Linked DNA regions of Homo sapiens: region 1 is linked to region 2. Evidence: chromatin contacts called from ENCODE Hi-C or POLR2A ChIA-PET data. All regions are on one chromosome and are shown on one strand. Each heading gives the region's core, a stretch centred on a gene start or an enhancer-like site at or near the end of the contact. The rest is flanking DNA. Distances are from core to core; before and after follow the strand shown.

Region 1 (3,235 bases), core at 353-2,852, 69 kb before region 2:
TTTCTTCACATTTCTCTCTTCATTTCTTAATGAGATTTAAAGAATCCTAGAAGAGGCGAAAATAAAAAGTAAATCTCTCACTGAACTCTAGTAACCCAAGCTGAAATTTGAAGCCCTTAGCCTTTATTATTGAAAACCTGTCTCTCCACTTCTGCATGGGTGAGTTCCCAAGGTCAAGGATCTTCAGAATCTCCAGAGCTAGGCCCTTGAAATTTCAATCTCATTTCTTCTCTCTCCCTATCTAGGGGTCACCTTGAAGGTTGGCTCTGGCAGAGCCTTTGTGTTATAGATGTTGGCAATAATAAACCTGCATATTCCACCCTTCCCCAGAAAACAGGAGTGGGAATCTCTTCTTCTTTTTGATACTATTTGGAAATCTTAGGGTGGGAGAGGGTAGGCTTTTCAGACCCCAGTGCTTAAAAGGGTTTGGGAGAGGTTCAGAAATTTTTGGAACACCTCTGACTTCTCCCAAATCATGGTTCATATTCTTTCTAGACCCCTACTGTGTATTCACACAAAAGTGATTAAGATAGCAGAAATGAGGGAAGGAAACCTATATGCGTCTACTATATTCCATCATTTTACAGATATTATCTCATTTAACCCCCCAGCATTCTTTCCGGTAGAGATTATTATTCCTGCTTTACCGATGAGGAAACCGAGGCACAGAACTGTTCAATAATTCGTGTAAGGTTATACATAAGTAAATGGCAGAGGTTGAATTTGAACTGAGAGTCTTGTTTTAAATATCACCTTTTAAAAGCTAAACCTTAGCCTCCTCTTCTGAGGTTTATTATTCCTCTTTCGGGAGAGAGGAAGGAGGAAGTGGTTTAGACAAGACTTCTGGAAAACAGTAGTCACCACGTAATGAGATCAGCAGTCTGGAAGCCTAATGGGGCAGGATTGAGGAGCCGGGTTATGGGCGGCCCTGACAGGCAAACTACTGGTGTTCAAGACCAGGTGTCAACACAGGCAAGAAATGGGGCTTGAGGCCAGGATGCCCAGCCAGACTTTCTTCTCCACTGAGCCTTTGCCCCGGGCATCACAGCAAAAATCACATTTACACATGACTGATTCTTCCCTTTCCAATAAGCACAGCATCTATGAAGTTGTTTATGGTTTCCTAAATTAATTCCATTGCCAATGTGGTCTAAATGGTGAGTGTACTCATCCCCAAATCTTTTCAGTGGTTTCTGAAAGCCTCCTTTGGCTCCACCAGGCACAGGGAGCTCTGGAATACTGACCTGGTTTGCAACATTTGGAGATGATGTCTTAACTTCAGCAAATTCAGTTTACCAAACTTCTGACAATAGACAATTCAGGCATGTTAAGCCAGAGACTTTGGAGAGAGCTGAGCTCTATCCCTGGTTCTACCACTTTCTACTTACCTGGTTTGGGGGACCATAATGAATTTCTCCGTACCCTCACACCTCATCATATAGTAGAACAGACAGGTTCATGGGCGGATTAATGAAATTGCAAAGTAAGAACTACAATGACATATGGACAAGGTAAGAGTTATACCCACAGAGGGGAAAATGAGCTCATCCTGGATAGGGGTGGGGCAAGACAACTTCCTGGAGGTGACGATCAAAGCCTTGGGTGGATGCCCAACTTTGGTTAACCTACAGCCACAACCTAGATGGCCAAGATTTAATCAACGAATGCCAGTTATTAGCTTCCTGGACTCCCTGCTTGTTAGCCTTGCTTTGAAAGCAAAAACCTTTCAACTAAAATTGAAGGGCTTTCTTCATGGGGAGCTTCAGATTCTGAAATAATCTGTCTCCAGCCACTGTAAGTTAATAGCAATTCACACTTAAAAGTTGGTTAGAGTTCAGAACATTGGAGGAAATGGTGAAGGAAGAAGTTAAGTACCTACTGTGCATATGTGGGTGATGGCAGGTAGGAATTAATATTTTTGAGGACCTAATATACCCCAGCACTGACACGTACTTGTTAAATTTAATCCTCATAGCCACCCTATGAAGGTTTTACTGTCTCTTTACTGACTCAAAATATTTAAGATGTGTGAACAGAGTTTCACAGTTAAGTAAGTGGTAGAATCAGTATTAAAACCCAAAATTTGTCTGATCCCAAAGCTCATGCTGTTTCTACCATACCAAGCAATCTCCCAAACACATTTACACATGACTTTGCTCCTTCCTTTTCCAATAAGCATGGGGTTTATAAAGTTGTTCATGGTTTTCTAAGTTAATGCCATTGCCAATATGGCTCAAATGGTGAGTGTATTTTAAGCATAAACATGAGAGGTGCCCTTGAGCACAAGAATCTTTCAACATGTCTATCGTAGATCTTGATCACACTAATGGCCCTGATAATTGGCTTTTTTGTAACCATATTTTTTGCAGTGTGACTTTGCAGCTTCTCCCATTAGGAGATAGAATCTATTTCCCTTCTTTTAAAATCTGGGCTGCTCTCGTAACTTGATTGGTCAATAGAATATGGTGGAATGACAGAGCACCAGTTCTGAGCCTAGGCCTCAAGAGGACCTGTGAGCATGTGCTCTTACTTGGAACCCTGTCAGGCCTGGACCAGCCAGCTGGAGGCATGTAAGAGTCAGATGGAAAAAGACCCCAATCATCCCAGATGAAGCTGTCCGAAATCAGACAGCTTCTAGCTGACCTGTTTGTTAATCACACACACAAATGCATGAGTCCCGTCATGCTCAAGTGAGCCCTGCCAAGATCAGCAGAAGTACTCAGTTAACTGGTGGATGCATAAGAAATAAATACATGCTTGTTATTTTAAGCGACTAATTTTGGAACAGTTTTTAATGCATCAGTAGTTAATGAATACAACAAAAAATAATTTTCTTTTTAATTAGAGGTCAATAAAAGCAAAACATTGATTGTTTTAATTATTAGTCAGTACTCCAACTTTAAGTGTTCTCTAGACCTGCTGTACAGCTGTCATCTTGGGATCTCCCTTTATCATCATTTTAAGAACTCCCTCTACTTTGTTTTCTGAAACTCATGTCCTCTCCTCTCTTGGTAACTCCCTTGTTTTGATGGAGTACATCCTTTGGGAGTTGCCTGTGAATGGGTGAGCAGGTTTGGAGACTATGATTACCTAAAATCTCTTTATTCCATCCTTATACTTAATTTGCAGCTTAACTAAGTTAGAATTCTAGCTTGGAAATAATTCTTTCAGTATTTTGAGGCCCTGTTTCATGGTCTTCTATCTTCCAATGTGGCCATTGAGAAATCTGATTCTA
Region 2 (2,902 bases), core at 189-2,688:
AGTCCCTTGATTCTGGACCACAAGATAGGGGCCTTTACCAAGGCCTGGTAAGGCTTCAGTGGAACAAACTTCACTAATGGAATTTTCACTCTCTCTCCAGAGAGGAGATTCTGAAGTCTTGACCTTGACTGGCTTTCCCCAGCAGTGGGCTGACTGCTTCTCTCTGATTCTGCCTGTTGGTCTTCCCATCATACTCTTGGGAATTTAGAAAGCCCAAACCTAGTCGTAGCCCCCAGGCCTCCTGCCCTTTACAGCCTGAATGCTCTCTCTACAATTAGGCAGGGCTCTTAGGAGAGGACTCCAGGACTTGGGGTTGGCCCAGGGTTGGGTCACCAAGGACACAGGCTGTCCTTGTGACATTACGAGATGTCTGCAGCCAAACCCAAAAATCTAGACTGACCAAGCTAAGGCTCCAGGTTGATGTAGCTGGAACATAGCTCTCTGGGTGGACTGCACCCAAAGTGATTGAGCTCCTGGGAGTCAACCACACACAAACCACTTGGGCAGCCAGAAGCACTGGTAAGCTCTCCAAATTTTTTATTTTTACAGTGTTTATCATTAAAAAGCCAGGATTCTATTTCTGTCCTCTGATTTGCTGAGCTCATGTCCAAAACAGATTGCACAACTAATAAATCTTACTGAGCTGGTTCTGATCAGAAGTAGGAAGGGAAAAGGACAAGGTTTTGTTGTTTTAAAGCATTATTGTTAATTGGATTATCTATTTTTAAAGCCAGGAGGCACAATGGGAAGCTTCTAACCAATTTCTCTTGTGACACAGGAGAAAATAAAATCAAGGATAGCCGAGTATGGTCCTCCAGCAAGTTAAAAAACAAAACAAAACAAACAAAAAACAAAAACAAAAACACACACACACACACACAAAACTCAGTGGTTCATAATTGCAGATTTCTGACTCCTACACCAGTGCTGTTGCTACTGATCTATCTTTCATAAGAGGTCTGAGCAAGCTGCTCTCAAAAAAGCCACAACTCACTGTCTTAATAGGACACGAAGAAGTCATTTTCTTCTTCATTTGTTCGAAGGCTTCAAAGCCCAGAAGTTTTCATCTGGGAGTCTTTCTAGCTATTGTGCCCTCTGCTGCCCCCCAGGCCTGCCAGTCTAGAAGGCTGGCACATCACTCGCCCCCATCTCCTGATGCCCATGTGATGGGCTCCTGGTGAAAGGGTGTATTGTTTAGCATCCACTTCTGAATGAGGCCAGAATCACACTTGGTGGCCGAATCGCCTTTGGCTGCCCAGTGCAGACCATGAGTCTTGAGTGACTCAGTCTCTCCCGGAATTGCCCTGGAGGCAGATGAGGGTTTAATGAGCAGAGAAAACAGTCATGCACAATCATACCCAGAGAATTTCCTCCAGAATGTGCCCTGGGTTGCTTTCAACTGAGCTATTCATCACTTGGCACTTAGAAATGCAAGGCACCCCAACGTCTTGGCGCCTGGCTGGACCCCCTGATTTCTCTGCCTTTTTTCCGTGGAGCCTGGAGCCTGTCATGGCAGTCAACGCTGAACCAACATGGAGGGGCCTGTCACATTGGAGAAGAATCCCAAGGGTTCTCCTAGCTGTTACCCTGGCCCTTCAGCCAAGGCCACCAAATGATCAACCCAATGCACAGCCTAGAAAGCTCTTGGGTTGTTTTGAGAGTTTGGAGAACAGTACTGTCCCTGTCTCCTAATGGGATGATGGGGACTTGGAGGTGAGGGTATGGAGAACTGTTTAACCCCCCACTCCTGGTCCTGGATCCAACAGAGTCTTTCTGGCAAAAGAAAGTATATGTCCCAGAACTGTTGCTTCACTGCACCAGAATTCTGTAACACCAAGTAGTCTTTGACGAGTGCGTCTTCAGGCAGAGAAACCACAGTACCCACCCCTGTGTGTTGCCATGGTGATCAGGAAATCCTCTGGCCTCACGATCTTTGTTTTCTGCTTTTTCGGATCTTATTGATTTAGCAGATTGACTAGCACAAACCCAGGATGTGGTAAATGAAATGAAAAAAGCATCTTGGGGCCCAAATAGGGTTTTTCCTCTTGCAAGTAGAAAATAAGGTTGGGCCACTTGGTTTTGTCATTGTATTTTTTTTTCTGGGTAGTTACAATGACTGATACATCACCTAATCAATATACAGTTTCTGCTAATGTCTATAGCTGGCATTTTGTGGAACTGCTTAGCTTTAGTTTGAGGGAAGACTTTCGTAACAGTTGAGGTAGGATGAGAAACTGTTACTCATAGGTAATATCTATATTTCAGGGCTGATTCATGGGTTGCTGACATGCTGAGATAAGCCGGGGGCCCCCATCTGGGAGTGGGATGCACTGGTTCTAGCCTAAACTCTGTTAATTATAAGCTAATTATGTGACCTTGAATAACTCCCTGTAGCTCCCCCAGGCACACCTTGCCTTCCTGCCACCCAAGATGAAATAAAAAGTTATGAAATTTTGGAGCTTGGGGGATAAAAGTGAGAAGGTTGATGTGCATACCTGGGACAGTATTAAAATCTCAAAAAGCTTCTCAGAAACCTCATATGAATTAAGACACATTGGGGCTCCACCCTCAGCAGAACCGAATGGATTAAAGTACATCAGGCTTTGCTATTCTTGCCACGTAGCAGTTTCCTTCACCAATTATAAAGCACTTTCACACCCAAAAGCAGCCTGTGAGGCCCAGAGGGTAGGTACTACAGACCCATTTAAAAGGTGAAGAAACTAATGGACATAAGTTTCACAGACTCAAAGTCTTACGGAGAGTTTGGTAAACCCAGATCTCAACTCAGATTTTCCAGTTCTGCTAATTTTCCCCATTCCCCTCTGGTGCTGCCTTTTCAACTTGGGTTGTCAACAGGCAAATGGGACCAGTGGAAGCATTCAGAGAGAAGATTGATGGTTTT

What was found. A loop is a pair of places that touch in the nucleus more often than their neighbours do. ChIA-PET counts read pairs that join two places held with the same protein, here RNA polymerase II (POLR2A). Pooled maps may share reads with other maps.
Region 1: a loop to region 2 is called in a map of naive thymus-derived CD4-positive, alpha-beta T cell, with 5 times the contacts of the local background. The contact joins two enhancer-like sites. A Hi-C loop is called at or near these places in 13 of 168 maps with a recorded cell type or tissue (CD4-positive, alpha-beta T cell, CD4-positive, alpha-beta memory T cell, CD8-positive, alpha-beta T cell and 8 more), 13 of 37 single-sample maps with no recorded cell type and 16 of 50 pooled maps. POLR2A ChIA-PET finds 5 or more read pairs at or near these places in 16 of 52 experiments (CD4-positive, alpha-beta T cell, CD4-positive, alpha-beta memory T cell, CD8-positive, alpha-beta T cell and 11 more).

The regions. Positions count from the first base shown.
Region 1 is chr11:35,234,483-35,237,717 of GRCh38, reverse strand. No RefSeq gene overlaps it. Among named protein-coding and RNA genes, the nearest start is that of CD44-AS1, 21 kb to the right of the region's middle. Within about 2 kb of position 1,602, at least 7 of the 41 ENCODE cell types and tissues checked have a DNase peak (open chromatin) inside an H3K27ac peak, as active enhancers do; they include breast epithelium and natural killer cell, where a contact is called at or near this core.
Region 2 is chr11:35,165,232-35,168,133 of GRCh38, reverse strand. All of the region lies in intron 1 of CD44 (CD44 molecule (IN blood group)), which reads right to left. Among named protein-coding and RNA genes, the nearest start is that of SNORD164, 3.7 kb to the right of the region's middle. RefSeq lists an enhancer at 2,046-2,105 and a silencer at 2,526-2,575. Within about 2 kb of position 1,438, at least 31 of the 41 ENCODE cell types and tissues checked have a DNase peak (open chromatin) inside an H3K27ac peak, as active enhancers do; they include breast epithelium and natural killer cell, where a contact is called at or near this core.